Linked DNA regions of Homo sapiens: all the other regions are linked to region 1. A link is a contact called in ENCODE Hi-C data. All regions are on one chromosome and are shown on one strand. The core of a region is the stretch at or near the end of the contact, and the rest is flanking DNA. Distances in the headings are between cores, read along the strand shown.

Region 1 (3,858 bases), core at 884-3,383:
TTTCTCTAGTTTTATCCTCTGTTGTGAATCTTGTGTTTCAAGCCTCAAAGCATGTCTGATACATAGCGGGCTTTAATGTATTTGCTGTTGAATGAATGAATGAAACATGTAATTTAGTCAATTTTCCCCATATTGACTGTGGCTAAATTTCTATTGACAGAAGTCAACAAATATCTACCACCATATCCTGAAGTTTGCACCAAAGTGGACAGTACTGAAAAATATGCACCTGATGTGTTTGACTCTCAAAAAGCAGTGATTTCTTAAAGCAGTTGGGAATTTTACCCTATTAATTGCTCACTTGGGTAACCATGCAGTTGATCTCCTCGACTGATCTATCTCCTGTCTTTCCCAAAGCAGATATTGATCCTGATTTTCTCTGATTTGAAGACTGACAAGTAGAGGCAGGTGAGAAAGGAAGCCTGTGGGAGACACAGGGAGAAAGGAAAGTCTAGAAAGACACTAGAAGGCCTGAAGAGGAGAAATTTATACTATGACCTCAACCAGAAACAGGTTAGAGACCTTAGTTCTTAAAAGGGAACTTGTATTGTAGGTATTATTTAAAATGTAAATTGAATCCAAGAATGATTTTAACATTTGGTTTCTGGTCACTAAACCTGGCAATAAGTATAAACAGTTTAAAATAATCACAAAGTCAAATGATTTTGCTAGAAAATGAAGATTTCTTGGTCCACAGCTTGTTGCACTGAGTATATTAACCTATGTTAAGAAGTTAGCTCCACTCTCTTTTAATGTAGTCTGCTAAATAATTTTTAGACATCTCTATAGAAATGAAATTTATTCAAAAAAAGGACACAAATTAGTTTGCAAAATTCAGAAATATAACTGGAAAAGCAAGCATAAAGTCTTACATTAAGTGGTTAGTTGCTTATCCCTTGTTGATGCCTATTTTATTTGAGAGATATCCCAGTTGTGCTATGCTAAGTTTTGAAGGTCTGTGTAGTCTTTAACTTGATCTTTAAAAACAACAGAATTTGAGTGAATGTCAATAAAACCAGTGAATTATAAATATTCTGTCTTCTAGCATGTTTGACTAGGGCTGCCAATAAACAAAATTATATTTCCTAGGACTTCAGGCATGAATACTAATCTATTGAATTTTAATTTAATATTCTATGAGGAACCTAGGAGAGTATCAACAATTTAGACATCTGTTGAGTTATTCTCAGAATAAAACTGGACATGTGAACATTTCAGGAAATGAAATAAAATTCTTAATGTCTTTGTATTAAAATGCAACATATATACATACATATATACACATATATTCACATATATATACATATATATATTACTATTATGACTTTTTACCTAAAAACCCCAGTTACTTGAATTAGCTATTAGGCACAGAATTATTCGACCCTGTCCCCATCCCTCTCCCATGCTCACACACTAGCTAGTATTTCTGATGGTAAAATTAATTCTTGCCACAGAATACAGGTCTTTACTCCCATTCCCCAAATGACCTAAAACCACTAAAATGGCAGAGTTTCATTCAACACTGCAGCTGCTATTTTGTCTCCAGCAGGATGATATAAAGATTAGGCTATAATCAAAAGCAAAAATTCTTGCATGTGCATTGCAGCTAGAAGAGCTCTCTTTATGCTATGTGCCTCTTCACAAATTACAAAGCAAATGATATAGGAGTGTAGCTCCTAAACTGGTCTGTCTGAACTGATAACACTGAATCACTAGTTGGCTGGGGTGTCCACCCAGATGGGAAAAGGAGGTGGATAAAAGGGAAATGAGGTTGTAATGTTGTTGACTTCAGGCCTCAAGGAAGAGACAGCTGTGGATTTTCTTAGGTGAGGAACAATGTCAGAGGAGAACATAATTCATTATAAGACTCATGGGGAAACAGTCAAATGAAGAAGCAACAAAGCAGCAACAAAACCAAACCCAAGTCTTGCCCCACTGTGCAGCTGCAGGACAAAGACAGAACAGAAGCCTGTAATTGGGGAACAAAGTGTTGTTCTTTCGGGCATTATAAAATGAAGCCTTCAGAAATCACTCAATCTTGTCATTCCAAACAGTTTGATGCATTTGTGAAAAAAAGTTTTCCTTTTTTTTTTTTTTGAAAGGAGTCTTGTTCTGCAGCCCAGGCTGGAGTGCAGTGGCGTGATCTCGGCTTACTGCAACCTCTGCCTCCCGGTTCAAGTGATTCTCCTGCCTCAATCTCCTGAGTAGCTGGGACTAAAGGCGCCCACCACCACACCTGGCTCATTTTTGTATTTTTAGTAGAGACAGGGTTTCGCCATGTTGACCAGGATGGTCTCGATCTCCGTGTGATCCACCCCCTCGGCCTCCCCAAGTGCTAGGATTACAGGCTTGAGCCCCCGCGTCCAGCTGGAAGTTTTCTTTTCTTTTTTTTTTTCTTTTTTAGCAGTGTACACCTTTTAAAACTGCAATTGAGTACTAAATAATGGAGTAGTTTTGTTCAAAAGCAATATTTATTTTTCATGAAGATAAGAGGCATATTACATTCGCTATAGAAAATGCTATGAGAGGAAAAAGCTGCATGTTACCGATATGACAAAAAACATAAAAAACTCTACTTATGAAAGTGTTTTGCCCTATAAGAACATATTCAATAAAAGGCATTATTCCAGGTGAATGAGCCATGCGGAAATGTGGATTTATTAGGGTTTGTTTTGAAATGTAATTTGTACGGCCAGCTTTTTATTCCTTTGATGGCTATCAAATAGATTTATTGGCTACATGTTAGAAGTGCAAAAGATAACAGGTAACCAAGGGAGAAGTTTTAATAAAACTCTCAGGAAAGGCAAAGAAAAGTGAGTGAATATGCCTGCTTACATTTCAGCTAATAAATAAAAAGTGCAGATAGGGCTTTAACTGAAAACCTTGCTGGTTATTGCAGCCTGGAAGGTTTATTGAAAACTGGGTAGAACACTCTCATTTTTTATATTTACAGCTACATTGTGAGCTGTTCAGGTTAGAGTGATGTAACGTTCATTTTGACTTTGGTACAGGAAACTGATGTTTTCACAGGAAACTTGCAAAGCAGTTATGAAGAGGAAGAGCGTTCTTAATTATTAGTGTCTGCCTGAGCTATTTCTGATTGTGTTCTGGGATTTTAGAGAATTGAACAATAGAGTATTTAATTTTACCACTCCCCTCTTGAGTAAAAACATCAGACACTTTTAGGAAAGTTTTAGAAGGTACATCTTCAATAAGCAGAGATCTTTCATCTCAAATAACTGGGAAGAATTGCACTGCTTAAGAATAGTTGAACTTGGACCTGAGAGCACCATACTTAGAAATCTAAGTATATTTAGGTCACTCATCTAACACTGGGACTTTACCAGCCCTGTCACCCAAACTGGTTGTAGTTAGTAGGACCACAAAGTCACTGAAGAAATCTGCTTTCCTTTTAACTTTCAAGGCAATAAGAAAAATGTAGTTCTCTGTTAGCAGTCCCTGAGCTATCTGAATTTCGGTGTTTCTCTCTTAAGCCTCTTGCTTTGGAGGATGATGAATCATTTCCTACTCCTGGAGTTAGTCTCCTTTAAAACAGACACAAAGGAGGCAGAGAGAAAAAATTACTCTAAATACCATTAACCAATGTAAAACAGTTTTCTATTAAACAGTAGGACAGCAGGGCCAAACTTGTGTTACCACAATTGACAACTGGCTTCTTAAAGCAAGCTCCATAGATTAAGAACCATAGCCTCTAGGACTGATTTTACTTGGTTCAGAAACAGGAAATCAGAACAGTGAGCAAGTATACGATTAGAAATTTACATTAATAAAATGTGATTTTTTTGATACACAAAAGCTTTTAGGTTGTAAATAATCTATGATGGCCTGCCAAATATA
Region 2 (3,858 bases), core at 855-3,354, 970 kb after region 1:
CGTTCCTGTACATATACTATGATAAAGTTTAATTTATTAGGTATAGTAAGAGATTGATAATAATATCTAATAGTAAAATAAAAAATATAAGAAGATACTGTAAAAATGTTACGTAGATATAGTCTTTCTCTCCCTCTCAAAATCCTGTAATACTCAGACCATAATTGACTGCAGGTAAATGAAACCACAGAAGACAAAACACGGATAAGGTGGGACTATCGTATTCATGCTCTTCTCTGCTATGAAATAATTTTACCACATTAGGGTCTGTGAATGCAGCCAGGGGAAGGGTGCTATTATGGGAGAGTGCCTCACTTTCAGGCAAAAGATATTCACAATAATCTTAGGACACCAACTTAATGGTAAAGGAGTTTTGCTTATTTCTAACTATCTGAATAGGGTGTGGACTTCTTAGTTTGTTCACAATTAAATAGAAGGGAGAGAAACATGATTATTTGGAAGTTCTGATTAATGTTTAACACTCTTGAAAATATAATGGAGTAAATGCATCTAATCATGGTCATTTACTCTTTTGCCATGACAATAAAACACTTTGAACTTGAATCCTAAAAGATATTTAAATTCTTATCTATAAATGATGTGATTTCTTTCCCATCTAGCCTAATCTCTGGTATATTTAACATGATGAATCCATATACATTTTGGGAACATATGCTTTATTTGAGAATTTATTCCATTCCCTAAGTATTTCTGAGCACAAATTCTATTTTATATAATTTGGTAGGTTCTGTGCAGATGAGAATAAAAGGGGGATCGTTTACCCTAATAAATGCTTATAGTTTTAGGAAAGGATAGACATTAAACAAAAAAATTGGTAAATATATAATTACAATTTGTGACAAGTACATTGAAGGATTTTTTAAAATCTCATTTTTATGCCAGTAAATAACAGGATATCCAGTTTAGACTGAGGATCAGAGAAGTCCTCTCTGAGGAAGTGCCTCTTAAGATGATGGCTGAAGAAGGCATATGAGTTAGCCCAATGGACAATGAAAGGAAAATTACTGTATTACAAGCAGAAAAAAACAACATGTGAATGCCTGGAGGCCCTGAGGCCCTTAGGTGAGAAACTGCTTGTCTGCATGTGGTTCAGAGAAAACAAATTATATAAAACGAAGTTAGCAGCGTCGGAAAGGTTTGTTAAGGATTTTTTGTTTTAAGATTTTGTAAGACCACTCAGGCTATTGTTTCGAGAATGAATCAGAGGCAGGAGTAGGGTTGGCGAGGATGCAAAAGAGATGGGGATATCTAATATTACTTTAGCAGACTCTCTCCTTTCTGTCACTTGTTATCCTGTGAAGATATCACTTGCTGCCCAATGAATAAAAATTAGGAAAATTGGTCTCCTGTTTTCTCATGCTCAGGGAACATCTTCTTTTCTGTACTTTTCTTCAGACAGGGAAGATCAGTGAAGTAATAAGAAATACACATATTGGTCTCTAACCCCAGTCCCTAGCACAGAACTCCTAAAACTATTGCAATTTTCTGAGCAATAGAGGTGCTAAAAGAATCTTTTGTTCTAATGTTTAGTCTCTGCCCTGATTCCTGAGACAAAGCTCCTAGTAACATTGTAGATAAAGGTGGTAGGTTAATTGTTTGTTCTAATATTTGGTCTTTGATGTAGGGTCTTGGCACAGAGGTCCTAAATCCTTTTGAATTTCCTGGGTAATAGAAGTATCTTTGGTTGTAATGAGGTGACTTGGTGGGTTTTAGGATGGGGCTGGTCACCAGAAAGACTAAACCGTGGTTATATGCTTGGAGCTCTCATCCCCACCCCCCATTCCTCAAAGAGAAGAGAAGGGCTGCAAATGGAGTTTATAATCAGTCATGGCTACATGATGAAGCCTCCCTAAAAATCTTTGAACTATGGGGTTCAGGAGCTTCTGAGTTGGTGAACACATCTGAGTGCTGGGAGGATGGTGCACCTCAACTCCATAGGGACAGAAGCTATCCTTCCAGACCTCACCCTATGTACCTCTTCCTCTGGCTGTTCATCTGTATCCTTGGTTATATCCATGATTAATAAGCCAGTAATTCTAAGTAAACTGTTTCTCTGACTTCTGTGAGCCACTAATGCAAAACATGATTTATAGCTGGTTAAGAGGAAGTATTGTTGATAACCTACTACTTGCAATTGGCCTTTGAAGTGGGGGAAATTTTTATGGTAATAAGCCTTTAACTTGTGGGATCTGACACCATATTAGTCCATTCTCATGTTGCTAATAAAGACATACCCAAGACTGGGTAATTTATAAAGGAAAGAGGTTTAATTGACTCACAGTTTAGCATCTCTGGGGAGACCTCAGACAACTTACAATCCTGGCAGACAGGGAAGCAAACATGTGTTTTTTCACATGGCAGCAGGAGAGAGAATGAGAACCAAGTGAAGGGAGAAGCCCCTTATAAACCATCAGATCTCATGAGAACTTACTATCACAAGAATAGCATGGGTAAAATAGCCCCCATGATTCAATTACCTCCCATCAGGTTTCTCGCAGGACATATGGAAATTATGGGAACTACAATTCAAGATGAGATTTGCATGGGAACACAGCCAAACCATATCAGACACTATCCAGATCCCATTATCTATCTAGATAGTGTCAGAATTAAATTGAATTATAGGAAACCCAGCTAGTGTCTGCCGGAGAATTATTTGGTGTGTGGGGCAAGACTCCCATACATCTAGTGTCAGAAATGTGGAGGTGAGTGATTGGTTGAGTGCATGAGACTAGAAATAAACAATATGATTTTTTCTTAAATCTCAGAAGGCCAACACTTTGCTTTTCTAGTTCTGAAATAATCAGAAAATAGGAGTGTCATTTTGCTGAGAATTGCCGTTTCAGACCAAAAATACACTGAACTTCAGAAAAAGATTAAGCAGTTCTGAGAATCAAGGGCTATGAAAGTAAAACGAAAATAAGACAGAGAGGAAGGAAAAAAGTGTGACTTCCTATTCTCATGCCTCAGTGTGTGTGTGTGGGGGGGGTGGGGTGGGAGTGTATGTGCGTGCTCATATATGCACTAGTTTAAGAATCTAGTATGTTTCAATTAATTTTAATTTTCAGTTTGTCTTCAAAATCCATGTCTTCTTCCAGAGGTCCACTTTCAATAACAAAAACACTTCTACTTGCCTTTCTTTAGAAACTTAAACTATCATAAAAGTCATTTCTCTTTTCCTTCTTGAATTATTCAAAGTCTGGTGCCTTAGACTTTCTTCTTCTGCCCAGACTATGCTCACACTGATGAAACCTGGGGAATCTATTCCTTTGGGTTGGGGAATATTCCCTATTCTCTCCAACAGTAAACATAAAAGATGAATTTCTTCCTAAATTACTTAAGGGCAGACACACCAGTTCTAAGTATATTACATTTTCTCTAAAGCACACATAGTTTAGTCTCATTAAGGAATATAAATTTATCCCATCAATTAGACTTTGACCTGACTTGAAAAATGATAGCCTTAGTATTATGATGCTGAGAAGCATTTGCCTCCTTCCCAAGTCTTCTTTCAATACAGAAAGACACTACATTAGCTGAGAATGCAATATGTGGGAAATTGCCTTGATGCAGTGGAAGCACTAACTGGTGAGCTATCCCAGAGGTCGAGGAACAGAAAGGCTTTCAGACCAAATTAAAATGACCAAACCACATGGCTTATTAAATTGATTAAAATACTGAGCAAAAAACAAGGAGAATGAATTGGGGTAAGGTAATTCACTTAGAGAGGTGCAAACAGGGTGAAAGGACTACACTCCCTGAGTCCTAGGGTTCACAATGTGCATAAATCTTGCTTCTCTTTTGAAACATCAGCCTTCATGGGTGCTGGTTCAATGA
Region 3 (3,858 bases), core at 446-2,945, 800 kb after region 1:
AAAAATCAGTTTAAAAGTCTAACTTCCCTTTCTTAAGTCTTAGACCTTGGGTAAATAGTGAGGTAATCATGTACATTCCCATAAATGATGTTTTGCTTTCATGGGACACTGAAAAAATGTGCTATTCACATTTTTTCTTATTTTCAAGGTTTAGATAATTTTTCTAACATAGATAAAAGCAATGTATACATATTATAGTTACATAGTACTTTACTCTGAAAAGCATTTAAAGTGAAGTTTTATGAAATGTTCAGAAAAGGAAAATACATTTCAACTTGGCCTTCAGGGATTCTCAGCTAGGAATTGGCAGAGATGGAAAGTGGATGGAGAAGAGATCAGAAAAAAAGGAGAGAGCTGATTTGAAGGCACAAAAGCCAGAAAGCATAGTTGTATTTTGCAATAGAAAGGACTCCAGTTTGCTTACATTGCTGGATGCATGGAAGAGAACAGCAGGCTATAAAGGCCGAGAAGATGGTTTGAGTCTGGATTGTGCCAGGCTAAAGGATTTTGACTTTTTTTGTTAGGCAATAGGGATCCCTAAAGCTTTTAGAGTCTGGATAAGGAAGATAGATCTGCTCAATAAGAAGGATGAACTAACAATAGAGTCTTTTCTAGGATGCTACTGAAGGAATTGAGAGACAGAATATACAAATGAGTGAAAGCCAGACCATATAGAAAAATAGAACCCTAACCCACAATTTGCAGCTACCAGCACAGGATGCCAGCTTGCTACACATCTGACTTGTAGGAAGTCAGAATGTTATCTCTAATAATAAATCCAGGAAGCCAAACAATAACTCCTATTACAATTGACCCCAAATGACCAGGCCTTGATTAATAACTGACAACTTTAATAATTTTTGTCCCTGCTTCCAACTTAGGACCAACTAGAGAAAGCCAGTTATACACCTCTAACCAATTCCATCGATGCTTCACTTCTAGTTAGCCACCCCACAACAACAGCCTCCAATCAGGGAATAATAGTTGAAGCCTTTCCTCTTCTCAACTATGAAGCTTCCCTACTTTTCTGCTGCACTTTGAGTCTGCCAAAATGCAAGCAATGATGGCTGATTCCTTTGCAATTAAAAACTCTGAATAAATAAACTTTGCTTGTTCTCATTCAGATGGTCTTTGTTTACTTCCATAAAATACACTACCATTAAAACTAAGGATTCTTTTTTAACTAACAGCTTTATCAAGACACATGAATCTGTCCAGTCAATATAAATTGGATCTCCTAGTGTGCCAGGCAGTGTCAGGCAGTAAAAATGTAAGCATATACACTCTTGCCCTCGGAAAGCCTTTACACTGTGTAGGATAGAAACAAGTAAATATACATCATACACTGTCAAATACAAAACTGAACCCAAGTTAAAATTAACACAGGCTGATTATTCATAAATGTGCAGGAAGAGAACCCATCTGTCATCACTTTCATTTCAGCAGAGGTACAAGGATGTTAGAAATGAGAGTAAATTTTACCTGGTAAAAAAGAAAAAAATGCTGAAAGCGTCTCTAATTGGTGAGCATTACATTAAAGTGGGATGTGGAAGCAGAGACTTATTCAGGTATATTTGAGATTAGTTGGTGTGCTGGAACTAGGTGAGCCGGCATTTTCAGAATATTTCAAAACAGGAAGTCTTATTCAATGTTAGAGACTGAAGATTTTCTGTGGCTGGCCATTTCCAGGAACAAGTCTAGCTGACGGGGTGCTTTTGTGTGGTGTGTCTGTCATAATGGTCCTTAATGGAGGCAGAGGAGCTGGTATGGCAGGAAGTTTCTCACCACAGTATACTAAGTAATGAGTTTCTGTTAGTTTTATGTAGAGAGATCTGAATTTACAGATGAGATAATGTTGGTACTGCTGGATTGGCATTACAAAAATATGAAACTGCAAAAGTGGCTGCCCCCAAGATATCTGAAGACCAATTTATTTAAATTAAAAACAATTTATGGGCTTTTATGTGTGTGTGTGTGTATGTGTGTGTGTATATATATATGTGAAATTTTCAAGAACACAGCCTACACATAAAGCAGTACTGCAGACTGTCAGTCTATAAGCTAAAATTTTGTTTATTTATATTGGCTAGTGCTAAAAAATGGAATTTTCATGCTGTTAACAGTGACCTGTTTCCCATAGTCACTACTGTTGACACATCCTTATACCAGTGTATTTCACATATCCACATTAACTAAAAAGGCTTTGGGCTTGCAAGTGTTGAAGAAATATAATTAAAAACAAAATATTCTCTCAACCCAGAAATTATCCACAAAGACAGTAGAGAAAGAGAACACTTTTATTATTGAAAAAGCATTACACCATAATATGATGCACATCACAGGAAATCCATTAAGAGATTGCAAAGACAGAAAGGAATCTCTACCCCTTATATAATCAAGTAACCCATTACATACATTTTTCAAGATGAACAATAACTAGTTGTCAAGTAAGAGGACTGACAGCACCTTTTGTCACACAGTTCATCCTAACTTTACCTTGTAATTGGGGTGACCATCTGTGTTAGCATATTGGCTATATCGAGAGAGACAAACAAACAATCAAAACCATATACCTTTATGATAGAACATAGCTTTAGCTTTGCAAATTGGAGCAAGGTGCCCACAAAAGTTAGATTATTATCCTTCCACAGAAACTGGGAGATAGGAGCACTGTCTTCCTTTATGTTAACATTTATATTAGTCTGTTCTCATGCTGTTATGGAGAAATACCTGATGCTGGGTAATTTATAAAAAAAGGAGGTTTAATTGGCTCACAGTTCTGCATTGCTGAGGAGGCCTCAGGAAAGATACAATCATGGTGGAAGGCAAAGGAGAAGCAGGCACCTTCTTCACAGGGCAGCAGGATGGAGTGAGTGCAAGCAGGGGAAATGCCAGATGCTATAAAACCATCAGATCTCCTGAGACTCACTCATTATCATGAGAACAGCATGGCGGAAAACCACCCCCATGAGCCAATTACCTCCACCTGGTCCCGCCCTTGATAGGTGGGGATTATGGTGATTACAATTCAAGGTGAAATTTGGGTGGGGACACAGAGCCAAACCATATCAGCGTTTCAAAAAGATGGCTTCCAAGCTCTGAAAGGTATTCCTGAGTCATAAAGTTGACAAAAGACCTATCTAGTTTTCAAAATAATTTCTGTACATTTCGAAGAGAGGAGAATGTACTTACAATGATAAGGTTTCTAAAGTAAATGCTCTAATAAAAATGAGGATGAAGAAGTCCCTTTCTTTATCTCAATGGGGGAATTAAGTCTCTTATTTTTAATTTTTATTTATTCAAAAGTACCCCAACAAATTCACCTGAATTGCCCCCTCCAAAATGAAGTAGCTTAAGATGACATTTTAAAAATAATTCTCTTTAACAATGACAGTTGCTGGCATTTGTGTAGTGATTCTATGAACCAGTTTTAGGGAATTAAGAAACTTCCTAAATGCAGATTTTAGGGCCTTTGGTCATAGAAACCAATTAAAAAGACCTGGGATTCAGTTCAAATAGTTTCCTTCTTATCAAATTCTTTCAAGGCCATTTTGAGTCTTGTTATCCCTTGCCACTCCTTAAGAAATACCACCTATGACTACACAACCTCAGTGAAATAATAACCTCACCTAATTGCTTTTGAAATTTGCCTAATGGCTTTTGGGTCACCCTTAGGCTACTTGTTTATCCCAAACAATTAATAATTTCTAATTATGCCTGTAGTCACCTTTTTTATTTTGGCAAATGAAGTATTCCCTCTTCCATAACTGAGTGATTATCATGGCGTCAGTAATTCAGAGCATCCCCATACTGGACTCATATAAATTGCACCACAATGATGTAGCTTAAATATATTTT

Evidence for each region. A loop is a pair of places that touch in the nucleus more often than their neighbours do. Pooled maps may share reads with other maps.
Region 2: a loop to region 1 is called in a pooled map, with 3 times the contacts of the local background. The contact joins the enhancer-like site here to the promoter of PDGFDDN in region 1. A Hi-C loop is called at or near these places in 6 of 37 single-sample maps with no recorded cell type and 2 of 50 pooled maps.
Region 3: a pooled map shows a loop between it and region 1 (13-fold over the local background). The contact joins the enhancer-like site here to the promoter of PDGFDDN in region 1. A Hi-C loop is called at or near these places in 3 of 37 single-sample maps with no recorded cell type and 4 of 50 pooled maps.

What each region holds. Positions count from the first base shown.
Region 1 is chr11:103,904,737-103,908,594 of GRCh38, forward strand. PDGFDDN (PDGFD downstream neighbor) reads right to left here and starts at 2,134. Exons shown (of 4, transcript XR_947960.3): 1 at 1-2,134. PDGFD (platelet derived growth factor D) reads right to left here. Exons shown (of 7, transcript NM_025208.5): 7 at 2,453-3,858.
Region 2 is chr11:104,874,372-104,878,229 of GRCh38, forward strand. LOC107984380 (a long non-coding RNA gene) reads left to right here. Exons shown (of 3, transcript XR_007062985.1): 3 at 904-1,197. Among named protein-coding and RNA genes, the nearest start is that of CASP4, 92 kb to the right of the region's middle. RefSeq lists a silencer at 2,865-2,954. Within about 2 kb of position 2,105, at least 3 of the 41 ENCODE cell types and tissues checked have a DNase peak (open chromatin) inside an H3K27ac peak, as active enhancers do.
Region 3 is chr11:104,704,281-104,708,138 of GRCh38, forward strand. No RefSeq gene overlaps it. Among named protein-coding and RNA genes, the nearest start is that of LINC02552, 97 kb to the left of the region's middle. RefSeq lists enhancers at 1,401-1,530, 1,541-1,660. Within about 2 kb of position 1,696, at least 13 of the 41 ENCODE cell types and tissues checked have a DNase peak (open chromatin) inside an H3K27ac peak, as active enhancers do.